2 separate regions of the Homo sapiens genome follow, and region 1 is linked to region 2. The links are chromatin loops, found by intact Hi-C in ENCODE. Cell type or tissue: CD4-positive, alpha-beta T cell. All regions are shown on one strand. Each heading gives the region's core, and the rest is flanking DNA. Links, peaks and the distances in the headings are about the cores only.

Region 1 (3,527 bases), core at 1-2,500, 270 kb after region 2:
CCAAGATCATACCACTGCACTCTAGCCTGGGTGACAGAGTGAGACTCTAACAAAAAACAACAAAAAAAAACCTTTTGATATATGCAACTTACTGTCAAGTAGTTTAGCACAGATAGATAAGGCAAATGTGGCAAAGTTTTAAATTGATAAAATAGGTAAAAGGTAGGTAAAAGGGTATGTGGTAGATCGTTGTACTGTTCTTGCAACTTTTCTGTAGTTTTAATTTTTTAATGAAAATTAATATATTGTGTATTATTTTATTTTAAAATTTATATATATATATTTTTTAGTGCAAGATGGCTTTTGGGCCCTCCACTGCTCCCTGTGCTTCTGCTTTTCACTCTCCCCAAGCAATACCTTATTCTACCATGAGGTATGTTGTTTGCAAAAGTGAGGGGAGAAATGGGGGAAAGCTGTAAGGCTGATCAGATTTCTGAATTGATGGGAGTGGTGTATGAGTGGTCCTCTAACTAGTGAGAGGTATTCTAATTAGGCTAGGAACCTACATATGTATACCAGTTCAAAAATAGTTCCCATGTGCATTTTGCCACTTAGATGATTGTATTTTTTTTTTTTTTTGAGGTGGAGTCTTGCTCTGTCGCCAGGCTGGAGTGCAGTGGCATGATCTCAGCTCACTGCAACCTCTGCCTCCTGGGTTCAAGCGATTCCCCTGCCTCAGCCTCCCAAGTAGCTGGGATTACAGGCACGTAGCACCATGCCTGGCTAATTTTTTGTATTTTACTACAGACGGGGTTTCACCATGTTGGCCAAGATGGTTTCGATCTCCTGACCTTGTGATCTGCCCGCCTTGGCCTCCCAAAGTGGTGAGATTACAGGCGTGAGCCACCGCGCCCAGCCAGATGATTGTATTTTAATTGTTCTGGGGGTGGGTTCCTTTGGGAATCTGATGAAAAGCCACTTAACCAAGAACCAGAAAATACGCAGGGAGACCCACTACAGTGAACAACCTCATCCTTTAAAGTATACCTGTTGAATGGAAATGGATTCATTTGAGTATTTAAATTAGATAACCAGGCCAAACACCTACTTGCACAGTCTGGGAATAAGAATTGATTTGGGGCTGGAAAGAAGAAAAAGGGAGGACAGAGAGTACCAAAAGGTTTTGGAAAGCTGGAGTTAGTGTGAGCATGCTGGGTGTCTACAAGTTAGAGAACAGGAGGCCAGAAAGAGGGAAGAGACAGAAGGGGCTGTGCCAAAAATCAGCCTTACTCATGTGGAAATGCAGTGGGCGTGCTACTCAGCGTTACTGGTAGGCTGTAAATGAAACCCTGAAGAAATACATATATGTGGACTAATTTAGAATACTGCAATCTTGGATTCTGTGATTCAACTCTTTCCTTAATCCAAAAGACCTACTCATCCCTGTCCTATTTCAACCCTGCCTGTCTCTTATGTATTTTTGTTTCCAATTAAATGATAGCTGTATACATTTTAGCAATTATTAATATTATCCAACTCCTGCTTTCCTTTTCTCTTCCTCTCTCCCTCTTTCTCCTCTTCTTTCTCTTTCCCTACACACACACACACACACACACACACCATCCTCAGGAAAAAAGAATAAAGATAAGAGGGAAAAGGAGAAGAAAGAGAGCTTCATACAATCCCCATCTTTCTTTTCCGTCTCTGGTTTTAGTATCAGTGAGGGAAAGCACTCTAGTCACCAAATTCCTTTTTGCTTGAGCTTTCAGATGCAGCATTCCCAGCTGATGCTGTGGGTCTATGATATTTAGCATTGAGTTGGTTAAAAAATGTTAACAGAACACTTTAAAAGGTAAAAAGGTGTACACAGAGAAAGAATTAAGTAAGATAGTGAGAGACTTAAGAATTAATTCTATAACCTACTTAGAATAAAGTGGATTATAAATAAATATGTGGAATGAGGAGACGAGTTAGCAAAGAGGTAATGAAAAAGTGATCTGAAATGTGAGGAAAGAAGACTTCATGGCTCACAATTCTGTATATTATTTTGCTGAAGCAGACAGCCTGTGAACCTGAAAAAAAGATATGTACCATTTGTCTCCCAGCTACTGGGGAGGCTGAGGTGGGAGAATGGTGTGAACCCAGGGGGCGGAGCTTGCAGTGAGCCGAGATCGCGCCACTGCACTCCAGCCTGGGCTACAGAGTGAGACTCTATCTCAAAAACGAAACAAAACAAAACAAAACAAAACAAAAAACTAGGCTTAGGCCTGGATTTAGATTTAGTTCAAATAAAAAACTGATGAAATCTTTATTAGACAACTTTGCTTAGAAAAAGTAGATTACAAAGCTAGAATGAATACTTTGCCTCTTATATTAACAAAGACAGAAGTACACAAGAAAATCCAAATCACTGACCTGTGCTCATTCCAAGGGCTTCTTATTAGTATAAAGTACAGCTATTCATGAAACAAACATCAATCAGTCAGGTTAATCAACATGTGGATGCCACTACATGTAAGGTACCATTATGGAAATAAACTAGAGGATTGAAGTTATTTAAAGAAAACTTTCTTTAGTACTTTTATTTTTAAAATAGCTTTATTGAGGTGTACTTAATATATAATGAGATGCACACATTTAATATATACCATTTGATGAGTTTGAACATATGCATACACCTGTCAAACCATCACTACAATCAAAGTAATAAATATATCCGTTACCTCCAAAAGCTCCCCACTGCTCCCATGTTTGTGTGCCAGGAGCGGGGGGCTGGGTGGGGGTTGGTAAGAACACTTGAGATCTACTCTCTTAAATTTTTTAGTGTACGATACAATATTATTAACTATAGGCACTTTGTTGTTCAGATCTCTAGAACTTATTCATCTTGAATTACTGAAGCTTTATACCCATTAAACAACTTGCTATTTCTCCCTTCCCCCCAGCCCCAGGCAACATCATTCTATTCTGTTTCTATTAGTTTGACTATTTTAGGTAGCTCATGTGAGTGGGATCATGCAGTATTTGTCCTTCTGTGACTGGCTTATTTTATTTAGCATAATGTCTTTCAGGTCCATCCACGTTGTTTCATATGGCAGGATTCCCTTCTTTTTTAAGGCTGAATAATATTCTGGTGTGTGTGTGTGTGTGTGTGTGTGTGTGTGTGTGTGTGTATGTATATTTCTTTCCATTCATCTATTGATAGACATTTAGGTTGTTTCTATATCTTGGTTATTGTGAATAATGCTGTAATGAACATAGGAGTGCAGATATCTCTCCAAGATCCTGATTTCAACTCCTTTGGATAAATACCCAGAAGTGGGATTGATGGATCATATGGTAGTTCTATTTTTAATTTTTTGAGGAACCTCCATACTGATTTCCATAATGCTGTACTGATTTACATTCCTACTAACAGTATACAAGAGTTCTGATTTCTCTATATCCTTGCCAACACTCATTATCTTTTTTTTTTTATAATAGCCGCACTAACAGGTGTGAGATGCTATCTCATTTGGGTTTTGATTTGCATTTCCCTGGTGATTAGTGATGTTGAGCACTTTTTCATATACCTAGTGGCCAATTGT
Region 2 (4,764 bases), core at 234-2,733:
ATCAATGTGCCAGTATAAAAATGATTGTAGGAAATGAAGACCTTTCACCAGATCTGGTGGGAAGAGAGAGCATGGGCTTTCCGGTAAGATAGTCCTGGGCTGGAACATAGCTCCACCATTTACTAGCTCCAAGTTTATTTAGTTTCCTGGTAAATAAAACAAGGTTGTTGTATTAAGTTTAAAAAGGATAAAATATGTAAAATGCCTACCACAATGCCGTAGTAGCGATGACAGTGATGGACATCTGGTTCAATTTGCCGCACAGAATTTCATCAGTCTACACTCTGCCATTACCGGTTTGTCTCTCTGAAGCAGTTTTTAGCTACAGGCTGCCTCTGTCACTCTTACCAAAATACAGAGAAGGCAAGGTGTTAAAAATGACATTTTAAGGACCTTTTAGTAGATAGCTGTGCTGTGATATTTAACTGAATACTTCACATCTCACTATGTAGATTTCTTTAATCACTTTCTATTTGTTTTTTCATTTAAATAGGGGAGCTGAGAGGTGGTTTTTTTTTTTTTTGAGAATGGAGAATGCTGAAAAGTGACGGAAAAGAGGGTTGGAGGGAGGTAGGAATGGCTAGAGTTAGAAGCAGGTGGATGGGACAGCCCTGATGAAGAAACTCCTCAGGTTCTATTTCTTCGCTACTCGGGGATCTGCCCCAATTGGCCCAGTAACGCTATAATTTAGTATTTTCTGCGCATGTCAAGGTCTTTTGTCCCTCGGCGGACACCGTTTGCCAGCCAAAGCTATGTCTGCGCGCTCACCGACTTCATAGGGTGCCGAATTCTTTTTTCCCCAGGCTTGCCATGGCTAGTCGAGGGGCTCGGCAGCGCCTGAAGGGCAGCGGGGCCAGCAGTGGGGATACGGCCCCGGCTGCGGACAAGCTGCGGGAGCTGCTGGGCAGCCGAGAGGCGGGCGGCGCGGAGCACCGGACCGAGTACGTGTGCGGCGCGGCAGGGGCGTGGCCGGCCGGCGGGGCGGTTCGGGGCTGCCCCCGGGAGGGTCTTAGCTGTGGCGCGCGGGGCTCAGTCCGGCCTGGCCTCACCGCGGGAGGCCCGAGCTCCCTCTTCAGCTAGGTCCTATTGGTCTTCCTGGGCGGGTCAGCATTCAGTCTTCGCCCACCTTAGATCCCTCCACTGCGCTGTAAAACTGCCTTGGAGTGCGGATCTGTGATGCTCCTGGGCCAGGCCTAGAGTGGGCACAGCCTCTGTGGGAGATGTAGACAGGATCAAAGAGTATACCTTTTACGGCTGTTCCTCACAGCTCCTTTTATTCTCCCTCAAGTCCCGACCCTTTACTGGGCCCATCCAACCCGCCATCACCTCTTCCCAAACCCTGGAGGCTGCAGGTTAGAACTGCATTAAGGGAGCTGTCAACATATGGAATTGGAGTAGGCTATGTACCTTGCACCTAGGCTTCTATCTGAACATAAGGGGGAATGAATAAAGCCATCAAAAGCAATGACCTTGTTAAGAAAAGAAAGAAAAGGAGAATGACAGCTTTGTGGCCTTCAAGTGAGTGATTAGTTGGCTTGGGATAAATGGAGTGACATAAATGCATTGAGCTAAAGTGTATGAGTTAATTTATGCCTTAAAAGCAGGAAGTGGAAGGAGTGATTGAGTGATTAAAGTCAATTCTTCAGAAGGCTGAGGCAGGAGGATTACTTGAGCCTAGGAGTTTAAGTCCAGCCTGGGCAACATAGCAAGACCCTATCTCATAAAAATTTTTTCTTAAAAATCTGAATTTTTATTAATTTTACTGAGAAAAAACAACTAGCTATTCACCTTTTTAGGTGAATAACTTAAGTGCTTTGATGTCCCTTGCCCTTTTTGTCCTTTCTATCTAGATTTAGGTCTTCTGATTAGCAGGTCCTTCCTGACATGCTTTTTTTTTTTTTTTTTTTTTTGCTTTTGAACAGGTTATCTGGGAACAAAGCAGGACAAGTCTGGGCACCTGAAGGATCTACTGCTTTCAAGTGTCTGCTTTCAGCAAGGTTATGTGCTGCTCTCCTGAGCAACATCTCTGACTGTGATGAAACATTCAACTACTGGGAGCCAGTAGGTGATTTCTTTAGTTTTCTCTTTTTGTTCTTGATTTTGCAGCATAGGTGTTATTACCAATCGAGAGACAAATAATATACAAGTGTGACTCCTAGTAAAATAACTGTATTTTCTTAAAAAAAAAAACAAAAAAACAGGCCTATAATCCCAGCACTTTGGGAGGCTGAGGCCGGTGAATTGCCTGAGGTCAGAAATTCGAGACCAGCCTGACCAACATGGTGAAACCCCGACTCTACTAAAAATACAAAAATTAGCCGGGCATGGTGGTGGGCGCCTGTAGTCCCAGCTACTCGGGAGGCTGAGGCAGGAGAAATGCTTGATCATGGGAGGCAGAGTTTACAGTGAGCCGAGATCACACCATTGCACTCCAGCCTGGGCAACAGAGCGAGACTCTGTCTCAAAAAACAGAGATGGGGGCTCATTATGTCACCGAGGCTGGTATTTAACTCCTAGGCTCAAGCGATCCTCTCACCTCGCCTTCCAAAGTGTTGGGATTACAGGCGTGAGCCACTGGGCCTGGCCAGTAACATGTTTTCACTTTTGTATTCTAAGCGGATGATTTACCTGCTATTGAAGGCTGTAGGGAATTTAGCTGGTTTACACAAAGGTGTAATTTGTAATTTTCTTTTTTTTTTTAAATGAAAATAATACCTGGAGATAGTTTTTAAAGTTAACAACTACTAAAATACCTAAAGGAAAAACAGTAGCTTTCTATTCCACTTCTCGTGTCCAAATCCTACTTTCCAGAAGCAACCACTTTTTTTCACTTTTTAAGTTATTTCTTCTGACGGTTACCAAAATAGTGTTACTAAATAGTATACTTTTATTGCTATTTATTGATTTACACATTACCTGTTGACTTTTATTATAGAAAATTCAAAGGTAAAATTTTCTGATCACATTTTGAATTAAAAAAATGAAGGAAGACTGTTAAGTGTAGGTTGTTTAAGGAGAATATAAAATTTAGAGGTTTTCTGTTTTGGCTAACAAGTATTGAGAAAAAATAAGTAGAAGGTAAAATTTAAGCTTTCAGTGTTGACCAAACAGCAATCTTGTAAAATTTATAATGTCTTAATATTTTAAATATTGTATCATTTTGATTCCTTTTTTATCCATCAATTGCAGATCGCCCAGGCTGGAGTGCAGTGGCATGATCTAGGTTCACTGCAACCTCTAATTCCCAGGCTCAAGTGATTCTCCTGGCTTAGCCTTCCAAGTAGCTGGGACTGCAGGCATGCACCACCATACCATGCTACTTTTTTTTTTTTTTGGTAGAGATGGGGTTTTGCTATGTTGCCCAGGCTTGTCTTTAACTACTGGGCTCAAGCAGCCTGCTTGCCTTGCCCTCCCAAAGTGCTGGGATTATAGGTGTGAGGCATCGTGCCTGGCTTGCCTTTGTTTTTAATATTTCTGCTCAGAAACTTCACTTGCATCTGCTTAACAGAGATTTTTGGCCAGTATAACCCTGAATCTATCTGTTTTGTATTTTTAGACACACTACCTCATCTATGGGGAAGGGTTTCAGACTTGGGAATATTCCCCAGCATATGCCATTCGCTCCTATGCTTACCTGTTGCTTCATGCCTGGCCAGCTGCATTTCATGCAAGAATTCTACAAACTAATAAGGTAAGGGCAGACCAACCTGGAAGCAATCACAATTGATCAAGAGGTGAGTCTCTGGTATAGTTTTGAGAAAAGGACAAAATGAATTGGAAGTTAAAAGGGAACTTTTTTTGAAGAAGAATCATTTATCCAATTCACCATTCAACAAGCATTAATGAAACAACTTTTATTTGGTAGACACTGTATTAAGTGCTGTGGCTATAACAGTAACCAAGCCCCTGACTTAATGAAACTTGTGGTTTAGTGGAGAAGATGAACATTGAACAAATCATTCTAAATATGGTGGGTCTTATGGAGGAAAAGTACAATGTACGGTGGAATAGCATATTAGGAGGGTCTAATTTAAGTAGAGTGCTGAGAAATAATTAGATGTTAACTGGGACCTAACCTGATTAGTTTTCAGAAATTTGACTATGATGCGTCTTGGTGTGGATTTCTTTGGGTTTGTCCTGTTTGGAGTTTATTCAGCTTCTTGAATCTTTGGGCTTATTCCTTTTGCCAAATTTGGAAAGGTTTTAGTTTTTATTTTTTTGAATACTTTTTCAGCCCTGTCCGGTTTCCTCTTCTTCTGGAACTTTGATGATGTGAATGTCAGATCTTTTGTTATTAGTCCCCCAGGTCTTTGAGACTCTGTTTTCAATTTATTTTCTCTCAATGGTCAGTGGAGGCCTGGTAGGGAACCTCGAGTTCTACCTCCACTTGGCGGTAACAAGGTAGAGACTTCCCACTAACGCTCTTTCCCTGCTGGGTTAGTGGGAAGTAGTATCAAAAGAAGCCAGCTAAAACAGAAAGCTTAAATAAGATCGTAGGAGCACAACAGTGCAAAGAAAGCATGCTGAGCCCATGAATAATCCAGAATCTCATAATGCAATACCTAAAATGTCCAGCTTTCAACTGAAAATGACCTGTCATACCGAGAATCAGGAAGATCTCAAACTGAATGAACTGTTGTTCACATTGAGTAATTTCTTTTCTTCTGTCTTCCACTTCACTGATTCTTTCCTATGTCCCCTCTTCCAATGCTGACCCCGTCCATTGCATTTTTAGTTTGTTCTATGTACTTTTTCAGTTTTAAA

Evidence for each region. A loop is a pair of places that touch in the nucleus more often than their neighbours do. Peaks named below come from ENCODE experiments on the same cell type or tissue, not always from the same donor. Only the 100,000 strongest peaks of a DNase experiment are listed, where the experiment ranks them.
Region 1: a loop joins it to region 2, with 5 times the contacts of the local background. A loop is called at or near these places in 9 of 110 quality-filtered maps.

What each region holds. Positions count from the first base shown.
Region 1 is chr11:111,596,447-111,599,973 of GRCh38, reverse strand. No RefSeq gene overlaps it. Among named protein-coding and RNA genes, the nearest start is that of SIK2, 4.2 kb to the left of the region's middle. In CD4-positive, alpha-beta T cell, for the core only: no CTCF peak of the experiment used is centred there; no DNase peak of the experiment used is centred there.
Region 2 is chr11:111,867,529-111,872,292 of GRCh38, reverse strand. It overlaps ALG9 (ALG9 alpha-1,2-mannosyltransferase), which reads left to right and starts at 712. Exons shown (of 15, transcript NM_024740.2): 1 at 712-941; 2 at 1,923-2,061; 3 at 3,557-3,691. The coding sequence starts at 811. RefSeq lists a silencer at 767-1,076. In CD4-positive, alpha-beta T cell, for the core only: a CTCF peak has its summit at 1,362; a DNase peak (open chromatin) is centred at 722; H3K4me3 peaks cover 1,486 bases; H3K27ac peaks cover 1,437 bases.